Regions from separate parts of the Homo sapiens genome. Here all the other regions are linked to region 1. A link is a loop called in an ENCODE intact Hi-C map of the cell type or tissue named here. Cell type or tissue: endothelial cell of umbilical vein. All regions are shown on one strand.

Region 1 (5,000 bases):
GGGCAAGAAGTGGTGGAAGCAGGAAGGGAAGCCAGTCAGTACTGGGTACGGGAGCGGGAGGAGCCTGCTCCAGGGATGGAGATGGGCCCTTCTCCATAGGGGAGAGGAAAGAATGAAACATGTAGTAAGTGCCCACCACTTACTGGGCACTGTGTTAGGGGCTTATACACATGATCACTAATAATCCCTGTGACTCGGCGATTCAACCCCTAACTTCACTAGCAGAATGCACCTGCATCCCAGGACTTGTGGAAAAGGCTCCCATAACGTTGAGTGAAAGAAACTGGAGACAAAAGAACACAAACACTTGATTTCACATATGTGTGAATCCCAAACACATGCAAAGCCAAATCATCGTGTTCATGATGTGTGCCAAAGGGGTCAAACTCTAAACAAAAACAAGCAGAAGTTCTCTCAGGGCGTAGGCAGGGAGGCCTTGTGATTGGCAAGAGACACAGAGTGCCTCGAGGGGCCGGTGGTATCCATCTTGTGAGGTAGTGGTGCTTATGTTGGGCATTTGCTTTGTGAGAATTCATTAAGCTTTACACTTGTTTTATTATGTACTTTTCTGTCTGTTATTTTTCACATTTAAAAAGGCCTTTTAAAAGTGCCTTGTGTTTCCAATATTTTTGTTTTCTTCCTTAGGATTTATTCACAGTGAGGGTAACTGAGGCACATCATATGCATATTCTTACAGTTCTTGATACACATTATTGACAGTGTTGCATCAAATGTAATTTGTATTTCCATGACTACTGGTAAGTTAGAACATTTTCTCAAAAGTTTAACTAGCTGTATTTCAACTTTGTGAATTATCTATACATATCATTGACTATTTGTCCATTGGAGAAATCCAGTCATGTGTACGACGGCAACTGCTCAGCACTTTTGAAAGGACAGAAGGATCCACAGAGAGGAAGATACTAAAGACACTCAGAGGTCAGTGCTAACAGAGGTATCAGCAAGGCCCCCTTCTGGAGTGTGAGAGGCAATGAGCTGGTGTCCCTTCCCTCTCTGCAGCCACAGAACTGCGTGGGTCCTGCATCCACTGAAGCCGCTCAAGGAGTGGGCCCTGGGGAAGCAGAGTGAGCAGACCTCACACATGCCTGGAAGGAGCAGCTCCAGGAGGCAGCAAACCAAGGTGGAAAAAGAGCAACTGGGACCCAGCAGGGGGATGGGAAAAGCACACCGAGGGGTGTAGACAGTACCCGCAGGCAGGGTTGGGAAAGGGGCACTCCATCTGGGCCAGGAAGGAGTTTTGGAGATGGGGATGTGGGAGTTGCAGGGGGCCGCTGAAAGAACCATGAACAAATAGGAACTGTGTGGGATGGGGAAAACATCGGGCATGTTTGAGACTAGTCTGGAGACACTGGAAGAAACCACGACGGTTTTGAATGCCATGCTCGGGAGTTAAGCCTCATCTTGTAAGTCAGCATTTCCCAAAGTATCTGATGAGTCAGAATACTAATTTAGCAGGAGCTCAGCTTAAAAAGAAAAAGAAAAGAAAGGAAGGAATTTGGAAATGCAGAACCCTATGGACATACATATTGCAAAACACCATATTAAAGAATTTAAGCTGATTTTCCTACTGGACTAGAGACTATGAATATTTCAGAAGGGATCTGGTCTGTATCACTTTCCAAATTTATCTGACCTTTCCTCTCTCCTCCTTTCTCAAGAAGTATCTCTCAGAATTGATGGTCCATGGATCAGGCTGAGAATGTCTCGGTAAACTGGGTGCCAGTCTGTTGATACAGCAAAGGACGGAAGCCAGCTATATTCTGCTCTCCTCTACACGCCCTCACCTTCTTCTCACTTGCCCTACCTCAGCAGCAATGTGGTCACTTCCAATCAAACCCTATTTTTGTCACAGTAGCACAATCATACCTACATGCTAACTATGAGCTATTAGGGTGGGCCTGTCTGTCTCCAGCCCAGATCCTCTTCAGTGATATACTCATTCCCTCCACATATAATTAATGAGCTCCTACTATGTGTCAGCCACTGTCCCAGGTGCCTAAAGTATATCTATAAAGGAAGCCTACAAAACTCCCTGCCCTGATCATCCTATTAGAAGGAGAAAAGAACTTCACTGTAATCATAATAAATAAGGAAGGTGGGCATGGTGGCTCACACCTGTAATCCCAGCACTTCAGGAGGCAGAGGCAGGAGGATTGCTTGAGCCCAGGTGTTTGAGACCAGCCTGGGCAACATAGCAAGACCTCATATCTAAACAAATTAACAAATAAGGAAATGATGCAGTATGTTAGAATGTGACAAGGGCTCTGGAAAAGGTACATGGTGGTGAGGTTCTGGACCTGGAGCCAGGGGTGGCTTCAATTTTACATCAAATGGTCAGAACAGGCTGCATGAAGATGGAGAGTAGGGAAAAAACTGGAAGGAAGTAAACGAGGGCCAAGCAGGCATCTGAGGACTAGCTTCCCAGGCAGAGAAATCAGCCTATGTAAAGGCTCTCCGGTAGGACATGCTGGTGTGTTCCAGGAACAGGAGGCCAGTGTGGCTGAAGCAGATGTGAGCACAGGCAAGGCGGAAGGAAATTCCCATACCAGAGAGGTAATTTAAACCATCAGCTCCTTCCTGACCTAGAACCTCCAGATGCCAGAGCCAGAAGGGCCTTGGAGATGGCATGATAACCTACCACTCGCTGGACAGATAAGAAAATGAGATGGACAGGGTGGAGGAACTTCCCCCAAGGGGCACCAGAATAGAAAAGGACTCCTGGACAGTCCTTCTTAAATCCAGCTCTTGCTAAAGCGGATATTGCCTGGACTCTGTGCAGGGCTGTGCTCCTTCTTCCTCTGGACTCTACTAATACCACCCCCAAGTGGTAAGGGGAAAGACAGCCCCCGTGACCCCAACAGCCAGCCTCGGCGACCCAGCTTGCGGTGGCTGTCGCTACAATACTTTCCACCAGGGGGCGCTGGCCCCTTGCACAGCTTCTCCCTCCCCAGAAACTCCCGGTCCTCGGCTCTGGAGTGCTTGCGGCCCCCACCGGACTCGGACCCTGACTCCAGCCCAGTCAGTGTTTCCCACCCGTGCTTACCCCCTTTTGCCTCAGTTTCTCTCTCTTCCCTCTGCCCTGAGTATGGGGCGGGAGAGCCCAGCCCCCAAGAAGAGCCCTGAAAAAGAGACCCCAGCCTGGGTCTGAGGACAGAGGAAGGACAGGGGACGGGAAAGGTGGCCCGGGGGCAGGGTGGGCGGGGTGTGGAATGTGCAGAGTCACCAGTGTTGTCTGCCCGTCCTCCCTGGAGGCTGGCTCTTGCTGGTTCCCTGTTGTGTTGGCTGCTGAGGGGTCCCCAGGGGCCCATTTGGAGCCTGTGAAGAGGACAACCAGGGGTAAGGGCAGAGGAGAGACAGCGCGGAGATAGAGGAGCTCGTGTTGACTGTGAAGCCTTTGCTGGGCCAGAGCCCCTGGAAAAGGAGGCAGTTCCTCCACCACCCCATTCATAGAATTTATCACTTTCCCCCAGCAACGGCCCCAGGGAAGGGGAAACTGAGGCACCAGTGAAGACCAGCCTCCAGCCCCCCGCCTTTCCAGCCCCTGTATGTCTCGAAATGAGACCACGGGTGCATTGTGCCCCAAACCCACTCTTCTCTGGAGCCACAGCTGGGGTTCCCCAGAGGGCTGGAGAGGGTGGTGCTGCTGCAGGCCCCTTATCAGCCCTGAGGATGCAGACACTGTGAAGCCAGCCACGCCCACCTGCACACATGCCCAGCTCAGGAGAGGGAGACAGTCCCAAGAGCCCCCGCCCCACCATTCAACATGGTTCAGGGACAGGAAAAGCCAGGCCTGGGGGAAGTGGGCAGGGGCCTTGGCACGGCAGCTCCTTCACCACACTGCCCTCCAGCTCTCACCCTCCCCCGCCCCTCGTTTCCCTGCCCCTGACCTGCTCTCCAGGCCCAGAGACCTAAACCCCGAATCCTGATAAGTAGAGGTCAGTGGGAGTCCCCAGCTGACCAGGGAAACCAGCTCCGCCCCTGAACTTTGGTCTTGTCAGGAGCTGGACAGAGGCCAAGAGTAAGGTTTCCCCTCTCCAAGTCAGACTTCCTTCTGGCTGTAGGCTGGGGAAATCCCAGAAGCTGAGCTGCCCTGCCCCAAGGACAGGGCTGCCCAGGCCAGGGCAGGAGTGCTGCTGTGCCCTCCTGCAGGCAGAGGTGGGTAGGGGTGGAGGGCAGGCCTGAGGGGCGTCAAGGGAAGAGCTGGGGCTGTGGCCACCAAAGAGGAGGAGCTGGGAGGTGAGGGAGGGGGCTGGGGGATACCAGGGGATGAGACTGAGGAGCCAGAAACCCAAGAGAGCATTCACCCCCTCCATTCTTCCTGAGTATCAGGGTTTTATCCCTATCAGTCAGCTCAGGGGAGAGGGTGAGGGCTGGGGGCAAAGCAGAGGGAGAGGGGTGGTGGGAGACAGGGAAGACTGCTGATTTGTCTGTCAGGAACAGAGTGGGCCCTGCCAGCCCAGAAGGAAGGGACCCTGATGGGGCCGAGGTGAAGGAGGAGACAGGTGGCCAGGCCCACTGTCCCCACACACAGCTGGGAGGTGGCAGTGCTCTCCTCCCACAGCCTGAGGGCGTGGGAAGGAGGGAAATGGATGAACAAGGGACTGGGAGTGTGAGGTGTCCACATGGCACGGAGATAAGAAGGCAGCTGAGCTATGGAGCCATCCTGGGCATTAGAATGGTTATTCTTGTCCTCGTTTCCCTAGAGATCTCATCACAGGCCCCTCGCAGCAGCTGTGACTACTCCTCTTCCAGCACTCCTGCTGATGGATTAGGGGACCATGCCCAGAATCCCAGCCAAGGGCAGGAAGCCCCATCTTCCCTGCAGTGAGCAAACCCCACCCTCATTCTCATCCCTTCCTGTGCTGCTAATGCTCCCTTCCTGGCCAAAGCCAAGCCTCCTTCTCTTCCTCCTCCAAGAAGTTCCCCGAGACTGACCCTCTCCACAACTCACTCCAGGGCTCCTCATCCTCACCACCATA
Region 2 (5,000 bases), 66 kb after region 1:
ATTAGCCAGGCATGGTGGCACACGCACCTGTAGTCCCAGCTACTCAGCAAGCTGAGGTGGGAGGATCGTTTGAACCCAGGTGGGGTTCAAGCCTACACTGCAGCCTGGGTGACAGAGAGAGACTCTCTCTCAAAAAAATAAGACAGAAAGAAAAGGAAGGGCAGTGGGGCGAGGAAGAGACTTCCAAGCAAGAAACAAGAAGGGCTGGGAAATGGGAGGAGCAAGGAGCATCTGCGAGAGGTTGGGCTCCCTTGACCCTTTCTCTCTTTCTTTCTCTAGGACTTGGCTCTGCCCCAGGCCCCTGCCGGCTGGGCCTTTGCTGCCATTTGGGGAGCGTCCAAGGCGAGCTGCCTGGTGTTGCCTCCTTCACTCCTCCCCTCCCGCCCCCTCTGCCCTCCAACTGGACCTGTCTCTCGGGGCCCTTCTTGCCTCCTCTCCCGTCAGAGCAGCAGCTCCCAGGGGCTTTTAAGCCAGACATCCTGCTCCCAGGACCTAGGAGCCTCCCAGGGGCCTGGCATTTTCCAGGGCTTCCTCTCTTGGCAGGGCTGGGACAGGGTGCGGGTGAGAGGCTTTGGCTCTTGTCCCTCAGGCCCGAGGGGCTGGAAGTAAAGCCTGCTCCCATGATGGAGGCAAAGGGAGGCCTGGATCCCAGGGAGGTCTTCTGCCCAGAGACCCGCAGACTCAAAACTGGGGAGGAAAGCCTTACTTCCCCCAATCTGGAGAACCTCAAAGCAGTGTGGCCCTTGGATCCTCCTTAACTAGAGAGGAAGGTGGGAAGTTGGGGAGGAGTCCTCCAAAGTCCATCTCTCCTCTTGCCCACCGCCTCTGGGTTAGCCCCTTCCCCTGGCTGGACATGGGCTGAAATTGCAGGATTTGAAGGGGTGGAGTTGGACCCAAGGTGGGGAGCATTGCAGGGAAGGTGTGAATGTGGAAATGGGAAAAACCAAGACAGGGTGCCCCTCCTCTTTCACCATATTGCTAAGCAGACTAAGGGGACATTCCTAATCTCAACTTTTCTTCAGGGAGACGAGAATAAAGTTTCTATAATTTCCATCCTGCCCACATAAGGGGGAAAATTAAGGGTCTAGCCTGGGGAGAGGACAGGGGTGGTTGTGTTCCCTGAGTCTTGTCTGGGGCCCATCTCCCCATTCCAGGCTAAGGTCTCCAGTCCCTTTCTCACCCCTCCATGCAACTTCTCTCCCATCCCTCTGATTTCTGAGACCCTGGAAACCCCTGTCCCATGCAGGCACTTCCTCCTCTCTCCATTTCCCCAGGACCCAGGCAAGTGGGGTGGGGAGACACTGGCCTTCTCTGCTCTGTAATACTCCACTGTGACCATGAATAAAATGCCCTTGCAAACTGTCCTCTGGCTGACCACCCCCCCCTGCAGTGGACCCCCATCCTCCCACTGTGCTCCTCCTGCGTTCTGGACTGGTGTGATGGGAAAAGGCCCGAACAGGAGTTTGGAGGAGGACCTGAGGCCTGGAGTGGAGCTACACATCCCACCAGCCAGTCTCTTCCCTCCTGCCAGCATCTCCTCTCAGACAGAAAGGCTGGAAGGAAGCCAGGGCATGAGGAGCTTCCTGGGCACAGTGGGAAACCCGCCTCAAGGGAGGAACTTCAGACTACAGCAGGGGTCCTTAAAGAACGGCCCTCAGATCCCTGTGGACCACCTTGGAGCAGAAGGGTTGGGTGAGGAGGAGGAGGAGGATGCTGTCAGGGGCCCCTTTTCCTCTACACCCCAGGCCCTAAGAATGCCAAGCAGAGCAGCAGTGAGGCATCAGGTGCCTGGAAAGTAGGGGACATGTGACAGAGAGGGTCTTTTGCCCAAACAAGGACATGCCAACAGAGAGGGGTGCCCCAGGAGCCATGACTGTTGATCCCATCACCCTACTGTCTCTAGGCTGCCAATTACAAGCCTAGGATTTGTCCCCACTCCCTTTCTATGACATGGAGCATGGACTCGTGTGGCACAGAGGGCCCCTTTACTCAATGTTTGTCCCTGTTCCTCAGCCCCAGGAGTTGGTGCATCCTTCTCAAGGACGCCCTGAGCACGTGCTTCTGCAGCCTCTCAGCCCTTCTTAGTGGCATATGCATGGCCACAGGGCCACACATGGAACTGGGAAAGGAGAGACCCAGAGTGGGGCAGGATGGGCCCTCGCTCCTCAGGAAGGTGGTGATGGACACAGCACACAGGTCCTGGGTTTCCAAGCTGGATCTAGGCCAGGAGAAAGGATCTATGAGAGTTCTTCATCTCAGTCTCCCTCCTTCATGTCAGATGCCAAGAAAGTGGGGACCACAGAGTTTCTCTCCTGAGAGTTCCCAGCGCTACAATGAAAACTGCTTCTCACTTGCCCCCAAAGCCACAGGCCCATCCCTGGCCCTGCAGGAAGGACGAGCTCCCAGGGGCTTTCCCATCACCCTGCCCAGTTTTGGGAGACAAAGAGCTAGTGTTGTCTGCTCCAGCATAAGGAACTGGATGGTTTTGTCATGGGGTTTGGGCCCTGTTCAGAGAGACCAGCTCCTGGGACAGAATTGTTCTCCTTCATGGGGATCTTCACATGCCCCTCTGCCAGACCCCACTGCCTCTTCAGTGCTTTGTGGTATCTGTGACCCTCACGTCTCAGGCAATGGGAAATGCCTCGAGGTCACTCTTCTAAAATTTCTCTTTGGAGTAGGTGAAACTGGGAGACTAAAAGCTCAGCCCCGGAGGACTTACATTTCCAGATGGTGCACTCTGCGTCTAGGCAATAGATTCGAGTGGAGCAGACTTTTTCAACCTTGGCACTGTTGATATTTTCGGCTGCATAATTCTTTGTTGTGGGCGGCTGTCCTGTGCATTCCTGGGCGTTTAGCAGCATCTGGGGCCCCTACTCAGTAGATTCCAGGAGCACCCTCCCCCACCCGGTTAGGACAACCAGACTGTCTCCAGACATTGGTAAATGTCTCCTGGGGAGAGGGGAGAAACTGCTCCCAGTGGAGAACCACTTAAGTAGAGAAAGGCTTCAGCAAATCCAGATGTTCTGGCAAAGATGGGAACCAGGTTCCTCGGACTCAGAAGACTGTTGGTCTCCACAAGGCAAGAGTGCCCTCTGGTGGCCAGAGTCAGTACCGGCGGTCGAGAGGAGCTCAGAGCCCCGGCCTAGGCTGGGTGCAGAGCCCACAGCCGACTCTGAGGTGAAGGGGTGATGCCCACCTTGGAATCCTCTGAGAGGAGGAAGAGAGTTGCAGAATAAAAGCATTTTGTGAGAACCTTCCCATTTCAAACCCCCTTAGCAAATCATGGACTATCCACCAAAGGCGTATAGGTCTAACGTAGCAACACACTCTGCAGCCTGTTTGTTTCTGGTGCAACCAGGTGACAGCACATCCTCTGGCCATCTGTGACTGTGACTGTCAGCCTCATCTGGGGATAGAATGCTGTGGATGCTCAGTCTTCTTCCAGGACAGTGGACACCGGGCCGAGACACAGCAGAGTCAGCTCACCTGCCAGCCCTGCTCCTGGGCACTCGGCTCCACCGTACCAAAGGCACGTGCAGATACACACCTGGGCCTCGGGAGTTTCAGGGAGTCAGGCTCCCGGGCTGCACTGTTAGGAATCAGAAGGGACCTTTGAGAGCATCAAGTTCAAGTCCCGTAACTTCACAGGCCCAGAGAGAAGAAGGTACTTGTTCAAAACCAAACAAGAGAAGAATCAAATGTAGAACATACATTTCCTAATTATCACTTAATGTTCTTTCCATTTCACCATGACCACTCAATTACAGAATTGAAAATCCCTTAGAAATGAGTATATATGTGAAGAGAAAAGTTTTAAAATTTATTCCTGAGTGATTATTTATTTATTCGTTTGTTTATTTTGAGACACGATCTCACTTTGTCTCGCAAGTTGGACTGCAGTGGCATGATCTCGGCTCACTGCAACCTCCATCTCCTGCGTTCAAGTGATTCTACCACCTCAACCTCCCAAGTAGCTAGGATTACAGGCGTGGGCCACCATGCCAGGCTAATTTTTGTATTTTTACAAATACAAAATTTGTCTCAAACTCCTGACCTCAGGGGATCTGCCCACCTTGGCCTCCCAAAGTGCTGAGATTACAGGCGTGAGCCACCGTGCCCGGCCCGCCTTGGAGATTTAAAAACAAAAACAAAAGCAAAGTATTTGCTGTCCTGAGTTGTTGGTGAGAGTGAGGACAATCCCCGTCCTCCCCCTTTCATTCCCTAATGAAGACCCTGACCCAGGGGGAAGAAAAAAATTCAAGCACCATATAAATATTTTATACATAAGATTTCAGTGCTCCACATCTTGTCCCACGGGAAAGTCTTCAGGGGCCATAACATGCATGGAGCTGTCATCTGCTATAACAACGCCTTCTTCTGGAATACCTCGTGAATGACCTGCCTGAGGCAATCCTGATTGTGCCCAAATAGACATGGATAATACTATACATGCTGCTCCATAACACAATATTTCATGGATGTCTTCCCAATTAAATATATAAAAATAAACAGTCATGCATTGCTTAATGACAGGGATACATTCTGAAAAAATGCATTGTTAGGCAATCTTTGAACAAACATCATAGGGTATATTTACCCAAACCTAGATGGTACAGGCTTCCACACACCTAGGCTGCACATGGCCTATTGCTCCTAGGCTACAAACCTTACAGCATGTTACTAAATACCATAGGCAGTTGTAATACAATGATAAGTACTTGTGTATCTAAACACAGAAAAGATACAGTAAAAATACAGCACAAGAGGTAGAAAATGGTACACCTGTAGAGCACATTTTGCCATGAATGGAGCTTGGAGGACTGGCAGTTGCTCTGGATAGGTCGGTGAGTGAGTGTTGAATGAATATGAAGCCTGAAGATATTACTGTACACTGTATAAACACTATACACTTAGGCTACACTCAATTGATTTAAAAGATTTTTTTCTGCAATAATAAACTAACCTTAGCTTACTGTAACCTTTTTACTTTTTATTTTATT
Region 3 (5,000 bases), 50 kb after region 1:
CTCCAGCTTCCCTGGAAAAGCCTTTCCTGAGGTCAGTTACCCACGTCCTCCATCCCCTCCCAGAACATTCTGGATTCCTACCCCTTCTCTTGTTTGTAATATTTCCTTAGCAGGCTCTCTGATGACCCCGTCATCACTTTCTCCTGCCTGGTTTATCCCTTAGTTGGAAGTTCTTCCTGCTGTCTAACTTCAAGTCACATTAATTTTTTTAAAAAAGGAAAAAATCATTTTCTACAACTCTAAGAGGAAACAGACATAATCGCTGCTTTAAAATCCTTAGGGAAAAGAGATTAGGTAAATGATTAGTATCATTTTACTGGAGACTACGAAGAAAAGTTACAAATTGCAAAGATCCAGCACTACCATGGTGAGCAGAGCATGGTCTGGGGCTCAGAGGAGAAAACAAGGAGTGAGATGGTGTTAAGAATCAGAGATTGGGAAGGGTGTTTCTTCTGCAGATCTGGACTCCATCTCCACAGAAGTCTGCATAAAAGAAGGGCTGACAAAGTAGGAAGGGTGGACAGCAGAAGGCCTTCCCAATAGGTCAGCGTCCCTTTTCCTGGCGTTAAAGAAGGGGTAGCCCTCTCCCTAGTCTCCCGGTGGGTCAGATGTTTTAGGTCTGATCTTCCCCAGAGGCAGGCTCTGGATGCAAAGGACCCAGTGAGAGATACTCCCTCCCACCTCACCCCCAAAGAGGTGGGGGTGCAAGGGAAGGGGCTCAAGGCCGTGGTGTTGCTAGCCCCCGAAGGGTTAATGCTATTGTCTGAAAACCACATCGGCTCCCCTGGGAGCTTGGAGATCCCGCTCTCATTTTAAGTAACCCTAACGCGTGTGATGAGCGAGGAGGGGGTCGTTGCTGGGCGAGGAGAGCGCCAGAGGGAGCCAGTCGGAGGAGCACGGGGACCTGGCTGCTGATCCAAGGTAAGGGACTCCGATGGCAGGTCTGCAGCTGGGGCCAGCCGGCAGGGACGAGCCCTTCTCTGTCCACCACCTCAATGGTGGAGCCGATCGTGGGGCAATTAGGAAGGGGAGACATAAAGAGAGCTAGGCACCGGGTGGAGAGGGGAACCCAAGGGTCACACTGAAGCTGCGTGGGAGGTGGCAGGGCTCTTCCATCTAGGTATGGGACAGCCACAGAGCCAGGTGTTGGGCACTTAGGCCAGAGAGAACCCTGGCACCTGCAGAAGGACATCATAATGACAGCAGGTCCAGCCTACCAATAGGCTCTCCTCCCCCAAGATGGGGCACAGCTGGGGTCAGCTATTGGCAGATACAACTCTTGGGATGAATGGATCAAGTTGGATCCTGGGGCTGACCGAATGCTGGCCTCAGCTATCTCCCTGCCCCAGGGTTCTGTGTCTCAGGGAGCTCTCTGCTGTCATCCCTGTGGCTGAGGTTGAAGATCAGTGGGTGAGGATTGACAATCAGCTGGTGGCTACTACTGGGCAGAGGGAGGCAGGTGAGGGTGTGGACCTCATAGCATGAGGACGGGAAGGAGCAGGGGTGGGCAGAGGGCCACCAGGATTGTGCTCCCACCTGATCCGGGCTGGGGTGTTCTGAATTGAAACCTCTGATGGGATGAGAGGATTCTGCCCCACTCCTACCTCCCTCCCTTCCTCAGACTCTTGGGATCCTTTTCAAGGAACTAGAAGAAGCCTAAAGTCTGAGAACGTGAAGTCTCCTGCTTATCACGAGAGCCCCTGTGATGGTGAGGGCAGATCCAGGCTTGTGAGGCTGGAGAGACACAGAGATGATGCTCCCGTGGCAGAGAGAAGTCCTGCTCGTCTCACCAACTCCTTCCCAGTGGAGACAAGAGGAGAAGGGCTGGGGAGAGTGGTGCTGCTGTCTCGCCACCTCCGAGCCCCTTTCTGGTCCTGCCCAAGGGCAGTGGGGCTCCAGTGGGCACAGGGACCAGGGTGCATGGATGCAGCCTTCAATGAGGCTTTGGGCTTAGTGGAAGTTGAAGGTTCTTGTTAAGATTGGGGTTGGGGTTGAGGCTGGAAGTGGACATGAGGGTTGAGGGTTGGGGATTGAGTCAGAAGGTATCAGAGGCCCCCAGCTGGGGAGAATGGCCTCAGATGCCTGCTTCTCACGCTGCTGTCCTGGTCCCAGTTACTCAGCCCCATGCTGGCCCTGCCAGCTCATCCAGCTCAGCTGTTTGCTAGGAGCTTTCACTTCCTCTGCCTCTGACCTGCTCCTCTGCCACGTCATCGCCTGCTGGAGGGGATTTCTTGTCTCTGTGTTGGGGGGACAAAGGGAAGGATCAGGGGGTGTCCAGGCAGGGGGCTCCCCCAGGCACAGCTGATGGGAATGAGGTTGCCACTAGGGGAAGGTCGAGGGGCGCAGGGGGGATCTGAGGAGGAAGTAGGGGAGTGGGGTGGTGGTGCTATAAGGGCAGGGCAGGGAAGCTGGGAGGCCTGTGGTCAGTTTCCTTCTCCAAAGCATGGATGAGAGATGGGGGGCAAGAGAGGAAAGACAGACAAGGAAACAGAAAGCAACAACAGGAGACAGTGACAGAGACAGCAAAACAGAGAGCACCAGGCTGGGAAAGAAGTGTTGAGACAGGCAACACTCCAGAGGAGGGAAATGGGCATTCCAAGGGGCAGGATAGGTAGGGCAACAAAGAGAGGCCATAGGATCGGCAGACACAGGAAGTAAAGGCAGAAATGGAGAGACCAAGAGAAACTGGCAGAGGAGAGGACAGGGGAGAAGAGAGACAGGAGTGGAAAAATACATGGCAAAATCAATAATGGTGGGGAAGAAAGGCCAAGAGAAGGTTGCTGGGTGGGAAGTGGAAAGAAGGAAAAAGAATTAAAGTGGGAGGGAAGAGGAGAGAACAGTGAAGGAGCAAATGAGGTGAAGAAAGATAAACCGGTCAAACAGAGAGAAGTGGAGACCGGCCGGGGCCTGACAGGCAGAGGGATGGGTGCGGAGCTGGAAGCTGGTCTCCAGACACCCTCGTCCCTTCCCGAGCCCCTGGGTCCCTGAAGGTGTGTCAGGGGATGACCTTCCCCCGACCTTCAGCTGCCCATCGTGACAGGTCTGAGGGGCAGGGGATGGGAGTGTCTGGGTTTGGATTTCTGCTCCACGGAGTTACACAAAACTTTTAAATCCCACGGCCCCCAGGGACCCAAGAGACAAGAGTTGGAGGCATCTGCAAGGGACAGGGGGACTAAGAGGAGGGGCTGGGCAGAGATCTGAGGCTGTATGAGGGGACTGGGCAGTGACAGCAGTCGAGAGGGAGCCTGGAGGGGCGTTGAGGACTGAGGAAAGAGAAGGAGAAGCAGGACTGCTGCTGGACCCCACTCGGGGAGGCTCTCCCAGCTGTGGAGATAGAAGGAAGAGCTGAGGCTGCAGGAGGGAGACAGGGTTCGTCTGGCTGATTCCCAGCACCCAGCATCAAAAAGGGGTCCTCTCTATTGCCTGGGCAGGGAGAGAAAAGATGCCCTTGGGGTCACTGCCAGCATATCCCTTGGTCAGGGGAGAAGGAAAGAGAAGTTAAGGGGACATGAAGGAAGGGTATCTAGCCCTCTCCTTCCCCCAAATTCTCCAAGGAAAAAGGCGACTGGCTTTGACCCTCCCAGGCCCCCAGCCCCTCTTGCTCTCCTACCTAAGCAGCTTTAACTAATAGCATTAAAGCAGGTCTCAGGACTAACCACTCTCCACTTGGGGCTGAGATCAAGAGGAGAGACCAGAAGCTTCTAATCAGATTGGGGATTTGGTGTAGGGGTGGGGGATGCAGTTTGTTCAGGGCTGACGAGCACAAAATACCCCCTGGAGGTCACCAACGCAATGTCTCCAAGGGGTTTCTCCCTGCACTGTCGCTCCTCTAAGCTGGTTTCTCCACTCTGATCTTTCCATCCCCTGGGCCATATTCTGGACCTCACCTGTGTCCACAGCTTTTGATTTCTGCATCACTCTTTCTCTTTCTGATACTCTCTGATTCACTCTCTTTCTTGCTGACTCACATGGCCCATCTCTTCCCGCTGCCTTTGTATTTACACACAGTCCCATTTTCCCACTGAATCAATCAAGCAGTCACTGAAAACACTTGGTTTGTCCAATCAATCTGATTATGCAGTCAATCCACTTCAGCCCCTTAAAAGGCCCCAACAACAAAGGGACTTTTGATGCAACTTTCCACTTTGTATACATGCGGCATTGGTCTTGAACACTCTGACTTTTTTTTTTTTTTTTTTTAAGATTCTGTAGGTTCTTGTCTTTCTCATCCTTTCTGTATTGCTCTCTGCCCATTTGGCTGGCTGTCCTCTGGCTTTCTGGGGACTCTGTGGATAATTTTTCCAGCAAAGAGCCCACATGGAGGGTTTAGACTAGAAGTGCTTCCTTCAGGGCCCAGGGCCTCCCATCAGCCTCACCTCTCTGCTCTGAAGTTTCATCCTCAACTTTTCTGCCCTGATTGACTGATTACAGCTTGGAGCCTGAAGTCAGACAGACCTGTTCCCATCCAGCTCCACCACTTGGCCAGGATATTATGCAAGTCTCTTAATCTTGAGCCTCAATTTCCTTAGCATACAAAACAGATAATGCCCATCTCGAAGGGTTATTGTGAAGAGTCAATGAAGTAACATAGGAAAACATGTTAAACCCCATACTGGGAGCATGATAGGGGCTCAATTCATATTAACTAAAATCTTCAAAAGGTGACCTGTGCTTTGGACATTTCCTTTGGCTCCAAGCCCTAGCTTAAGGCTTACTCTCTACTGTTATCTTCAGCATCTGTATTGCTTTTATTAAGTAATGACCTAAAACATACATGTGTTGTAATGAACATTTACACTGGCCAAGGGGGTTAATCATATTATTAGTAATCAGAATGATGGTGTGATGACAATACTAATTGCTGGCTGCTACAACCCTTCAAGAAACACAAAGTGCTTAAGAGAAGCCACTTTGATCATTTGAGATTGGGTTATGATCCTTTTTGATTTATGGTTTTCAATACTCATTCTCCTCTAAGATCTTGCCATAGGGGGTCTTGG
Region 4 (5,000 bases), 110 kb after region 1:
CAGGCTGGTGTGCAGTGGCGCAATCTTGGCTGATTGCAACCTCTGCCTCCCGGGTTCAAGCGATTCTCCTGCCTCAACCTCCGGAGTAGCTAGGATTACAGGCGCTCCCCACCATACCCAGCTAATTTTTTGTATTTTTAGTAGAGACGGGGTTTCACCATGTTGGCCAGGCTGGTCTCGAACTTCTGACTTGAGGTGATCCACTCGCCTCGGTCTCCCAAAGTGCTGGGATTACAGGCGTGAGCCACCGCACCTGGCCAAGAAAACATTATTTTAAAATGTGTGGCAACCAGTGGTCTGTCACCACAGAGCAGTGTCCACATTTGAGAGCATCATTTTTGCGGGTAGTATGGGAAAGAAAGACACAATTAAGTCAGCAACAATCTAGACTGTGCTTCAAATGCTGGGCAGATCACCTGTTTTGGGGAGTTCTGGCCTAGGGGTTGGTGGAGACAGGGTGAAGGAAGCAGGTTCTTTTATTTGCCAACCTATACCTGATATACATTAAAGGGAAAGTTCCTGGTTCATAGTAGGTCTTCAACTGATGCTTATTCGTTTCTTTTTCCTCTTGCAATTTGCATATCTACCACTTCTAACACTGGTGAGGTCACTCCAGAGCTCACGAATGTGTATAGATAATTTACATATACATATCCACCCCCTCCCAGAACAATCCAGGTAGTGTGAAAGGAGAGAACTTATGCAAACACCCCACTGCCTGCAGAGTATTTTACAATGGCATTTACCTAGGCAAGAAGGCAAAGTCCACTCCCCAATCCTAGTGAGAGTTTTTTTATTTTAATAATTTTTTAAAAAAAATTTTATTATTATTAGTTTTTTGAGACGGAGTCTCGCTCTGTTGCCCAGACTGGAGTGCAGTGGCGCAATCTCGGCTCACTGCAAGCTCCGCCTCCCGGGTTCAAGCGATTCTCGTGCCCTAGCCTACCGAGTAGCTGGGATTACAGGCACGCGCCACCACGTACGGCTAGTTTTGTATTTTTAGTAGAGGGGGGGGGTTTCACCATGTTGGCCCAGGATGGTCTCGAACTCCTGACCTCAGGCCCCGCCTCGGCCTTAATGATTTTTAATCATAACGCTCGGCACCTTCTGACAAATGTCACGTTACTTGTAAAGATTTAGAAACTGTGATTCTATGAGAGGGGGTTATGAAAATAGAATTGCTCTGGAAAGGCTCTTCCATAGAGTTCAAAGACACTTCACACAGCCTGCTATTAAGATGCCCAACCCAACCCGAGAGGAAACAGCGAAGGGTCTTCCCCCTAAGTCGGTGGTATTAGAAGTGGGAAGGACCACAGAAACGGGAGGAAACAGTTAAAAGAACTGACACCACGAAGGAGGCCGCAACAAATGTTTGAAAAATAAGATCAGAAGAGAGGTGGAGAGAGGGTGAGCCGCAGCTGCGGGCGCCGGGGTAATGCCGGTGGACGCAAAGAGGTAAACCTGCACCCGTGGGCAGGGGCACGGGGCGCGGGCACGGTGGCTGGGCGGGCAGGGGGTAGGAAACAAAGGTCGGCTCCCGAGCAGAAGTCAATAAAAGGGGGAAAAGCAGCCGAGGAAAAGCGGCGAAAAGGCGGCAGGGGTGGCGGTGGCGGTGGCGGCGGCGGGGACGGCGCGCGGTGCCTGGCGGGGTCAGGGCCGGGGTCGCCCGCGGGCCGGGCCGGGGATCCGGCTGAGATGGGAACCCGCTAGGCCGCGCCGAGGGGCAGGGCCGGCGACTGAGGGGCCGCAGAGGGGACCGGCCGAGGAGCGACGGCAAAGGGTTGTGGGGGGCAGGGCGCGCAGGGAGGCCGGGACAGGGGCGGGCCGGTCGGCGGGAGTCGCGGCCGCGGGAACCGAGGCAGGGAAAGGCGGTCAGCTTCCCGCCCCCGCCCCCGGCCGCCGCGGCGTGAGGGGAAAGGCCGGCGGGCGGCGGGCAGCGCAGCGAGGAGGAGGAGCCTGCGGCCCCGCCCCGCGGGAGCGAGGGAAGGAGAAAGGCTCGCAGGGAAGGAGGGAGGGAAGGGGGGCGGCCGGCCGGGCCTGCGCCCGAGCGAGCGGCGAACCGAGGGGGAAGGGGCCCGGAAGGAGGCGAGCGCGGCCGCGACGCCGGCAGTCGGACGCCCGCTCGTGCCGGCCTGCCGCAGCCGCCGCAGCCTTCCCTGTGCGCCGAGCCTGGCGTCCCGAGCGGCCGCGAAGGCCGGAACACGGCGGTCGGGCGCGGGGCGAGCGGCGCCGGGAGCCCGAGGCCCGGCCGGGCGTCCTGCGCGAGGCACTGCGGGCTCCTGCCTGCGAGATTAGGCGAGGGGCGGAAAGGGAGGCAAGGAGAGGCCGAGAGGAGACAGGCGATCGGATTTTCCAGGAGTCTGGTGTGGAAGAAAAACCCACCTCGAACTCAAATCCACAATAATAATCCGAACGAATAATAAGGGAGCCGTCTTTCTGGCCGGGCGAGAGAGAGGGAGAGAGAAGGGGGAACGGGAGGAAGCGAAATCTCCGTTTCATGGAGGCTGAGGCAAGAGAAAATTTCGGAGCCTGGATGTGGAGGAGCCCAACAGCAGAACTAACTCAGGAAATTGTCTTTCAGAAAAAGGCCGAACGTAGGCTGGGTCTGAGAATCAGGCTGGGGTAGGTGGAGGAACCTGCAAGTTTAAAGGAAAAAGAAAAGGAGAGAATATTTTCAGAGATTATCTCTGGTTTGTTATCATTACTACCATCTTAAAGGTAAAAAGCATTGCATTTCAGGTGTTCTTTGATTTTTATTTTATTTTTTTTTTTGGTGCAATTGGCTCATTTAAGAATTTCAAAACATTTAATGTAAAAGCTTTTTTTTTTTTAAGGAAGTCCATAAATTTTGGTTCCCAGGGTTGCACTGGACTTGGAAGGAGTGCTGTTGTGTACATACTATTGTATGGTTTTATTTATTATTTTACTGTACAAATCAGCCGAAAGAATTTTTCCAAGTGCCATTTCGGATTTATTAATCCTTTTTTTTTTCCTTTCCTCAAAGATATTTGCTGTTGTCATATTAAGCATTGGAGACTAGAAAATTACTTTCCCCCTTTGAGCTAGAGGGTCTCTTGCCAACAGAAGGACAGCTGAGAAAGCTGGATTTAAAGGATGGTTTTATCTGTACTTTGCAGTTAACAGTGATATTTTGAAGGCACATTTTTCTGTGATTCATTTTTTTTTGGCCATAGTGCTAACCTTGAAGAGATTCGTGGCTGGGTTTTTGGTTTCTGAGAAGGTCGTAGTTTTTCCTCTTTTCCTTTTTTTTTCTTTTTTCTTTTCTTTTCTTTTTTTTTAAAGCGGGGGAGGGGAAGAGGGGCTGAGAAAGGAAATCATGTTCACTGGTAGAAGTAGAGTGGAGCATCAGTTACCAGGGTCCTGAGAGCTGGAGGAGAAAGGATTCTATCTTCAAGTTGGGAGGCCCTCCTCTCACCTTGCTCAAAAATTGCAAGCGATTCAATCCTGATCAAGACACCAAAGCTACAGGATTCTGGAACCGTGGAGACACCGAGAAACCATGAGTGTAAGGTTACCCCAGAGTATAGACAGGTAGGTTTGCTAATAATTTGATTTTTCAACATTGACTAAAGGAAAGACTGGGAGGGGTGGTGTTGCATTTTAATAAATGGTTGAAAATAGGGGTCTGGGTGGGCTATGGGAATTGGTGGGCTAGGAGCATTAGTCTCTGGGGACTGTCAGCCTATGTGGTTATGTGCAAAAACATAGCTCTTGATTCAGCGTCTTTTGAATATAAGCAATAAACAGTGAAGCCAGGAGAGGGAAAGGAGGAGGATGTGCTTCCAGTGGCTTTTGACTTTTGCCAGGGTAGAGGCTGAATTTGAGTCCACCCAACTTGCTAGTCTCAGGTGGGGGCAAGCCAGTCTTGTGAGCTCCTAGGGTTGCACTAGGGGGACTGGCTTTAGGTGTTGGAGCTGCTGGGAGAAGGGCCCTGGCAGAGGCGTGGGCCTCCACCAGGCTGGTTGGTATGGAATGGTGGGGCTTGGTGACGGGGTGGATCCCATTTCTAGAAATGAAGAGGATGTTCTTGGCCTGAATGATGGGACAGAAACATCCTTTGCACCCATGCAAGTCTGGATTTTTACCAGTAGCTGACATGGTCCCAAAATGCATAGATCACATTAGAATTTCCTCTCCTCCAAGCTTAGAGTTTGAATTGAGACCTGCCAACCGGCTGATGCTCTAGGTTTAATCTTCCAAGCTGTTCTTAATAAGCTTGACTCTGCAAAATGGGCCTTCCCTCTGCCTGGAGCCAGAAGAAATTGTTTTGGGCTCGTAGGCCTGCTGGGCAGCAGCACTGGCCCTCAGAGTCTGAACACATGACACCCCTTGCCCCAAGAGTCTGCCCAGCCACCTCTATCACTGGTAATGTTACTGTGTGGTTGCAATTCTTACCTCCAAATGATTGGTACAACTTTGTAAGGTGTCTGCCTTTTCCTTCCCTCCCCTACCCCTCCTCAACGCTTCTCCCCATGAGAACCTTGCTGTGGGGGGTGTGTTTTGTGGGCACTGCACACATCCTAACTGGATAGATGGGTGGTTGAAGGACTGAACAAGCAAATGAAAGGACTGGGCCTGGAAAAAAATATTATTGGAGAGATAGGGAAGAATATTTGCAAGGGAGCAATTGTTCCCTCCATGCCCAGTCCACCTTCGGTTATCCATGCTAATAATAATTTCCTTTTGGTTGTGGAATGTGGCCTAAAATGCATATAATCTCTCTCTCTCAAGCACTAATCTCTGTATTGCCTCAGAGTCCCATTTAGATTAGTTCAGCAGTCCCTAGATGGGAACTGACTTGGCAGTGGAGAAGAGGAGGCAGACAGCCACAAAGGATGTACGGCCAGTTCAGACCTCCTTCCTCCTTTCTGTTGGCCTCTCTGCAGTTTGACCCTTGGAAAGGGAGAACTGAGGTGTGTCAAGGTGAGGAATTGGAATGGTTTACATGGCTGCCCTTCTTCCCTTTTCATCCTCTTGGA

Evidence for each region. Hi-C counts contacts between places; a loop is a spot of excess contacts. Peaks named below come from ENCODE experiments on the same cell type or tissue, not always from the same donor. Only the 100,000 strongest peaks of a DNase experiment are listed, where the experiment ranks them.
Region 2: it touches region 1 in a loop (22-fold over the local background); 108 of 110 quality-filtered maps call a loop at or near these places.
Region 3: it touches region 1 in a loop (5-fold over the local background); 99 of 110 quality-filtered maps call a loop at or near these places.
Region 4: a loop joins it to region 1, with 11 times the contacts of the local background. A loop is called at or near these places in 2 of 110 quality-filtered maps.

Annotation. Positions count from the first base shown.
Region 1 is chr1:157,154,132-157,159,131 of GRCh38, reverse strand. No RefSeq gene overlaps it. Among named protein-coding and RNA genes, the nearest start is that of ETV3, 18 kb to the right of the region's middle. RefSeq lists an enhancer at 1,167-1,678 and a silencer at 4,681-4,975. In endothelial cell of umbilical vein, a CTCF peak has its summit at 2,905 (motif pointing right); DNase peaks (open chromatin) are centred at 2,961 and 4,031; H3K27ac peaks cover 993 bases; H3K27me3 peaks cover 501 bases.
Region 2 is chr1:157,088,407-157,093,406 of GRCh38, reverse strand. It overlaps ETV3L (ETS variant transcription factor 3 like), which reads left to right. Exons shown (of 5, transcript NM_001004341.2): 5 at 280-1,364. The coding sequence ends at 758. Among named protein-coding and RNA genes, the nearest start is that of ETV3L, 8.9 kb to the left of the region's middle. RefSeq lists an enhancer at 3,387-3,908. In endothelial cell of umbilical vein, a CTCF peak has its summit at 3,096 (motif pointing left); a DNase peak (open chromatin) is centred at 3,086.
Region 3 is chr1:157,103,795-157,108,794 of GRCh38, reverse strand. No RefSeq gene overlaps it. Among named protein-coding and RNA genes, the nearest start is that of ETV3L, 6.5 kb to the right of the region's middle. RefSeq lists enhancers at 2,111-2,330, 2,525-3,486. In endothelial cell of umbilical vein, no CTCF peak of the experiment used is centred here; a DNase peak (open chromatin) is centred at 2,144; H3K27ac peaks cover 516 bases.
Region 4 is chr1:157,042,851-157,047,850 of GRCh38, reverse strand. ARHGEF11 (Rho guanine nucleotide exchange factor 11) reads left to right here and starts at 2,109. Exons shown (of 41, transcript NM_198236.3): 1 at 2,109-3,552. The coding sequence starts at 3,521. RefSeq lists a silencer at 1,899-2,198. In endothelial cell of umbilical vein, no CTCF peak of the experiment used is centred here; DNase peaks (open chromatin) are centred at 1,990 and 2,400; H3K4me3 peaks cover 2,496 bases; H3K27ac peaks cover 736 bases; H3K27me3 peaks cover 363 bases.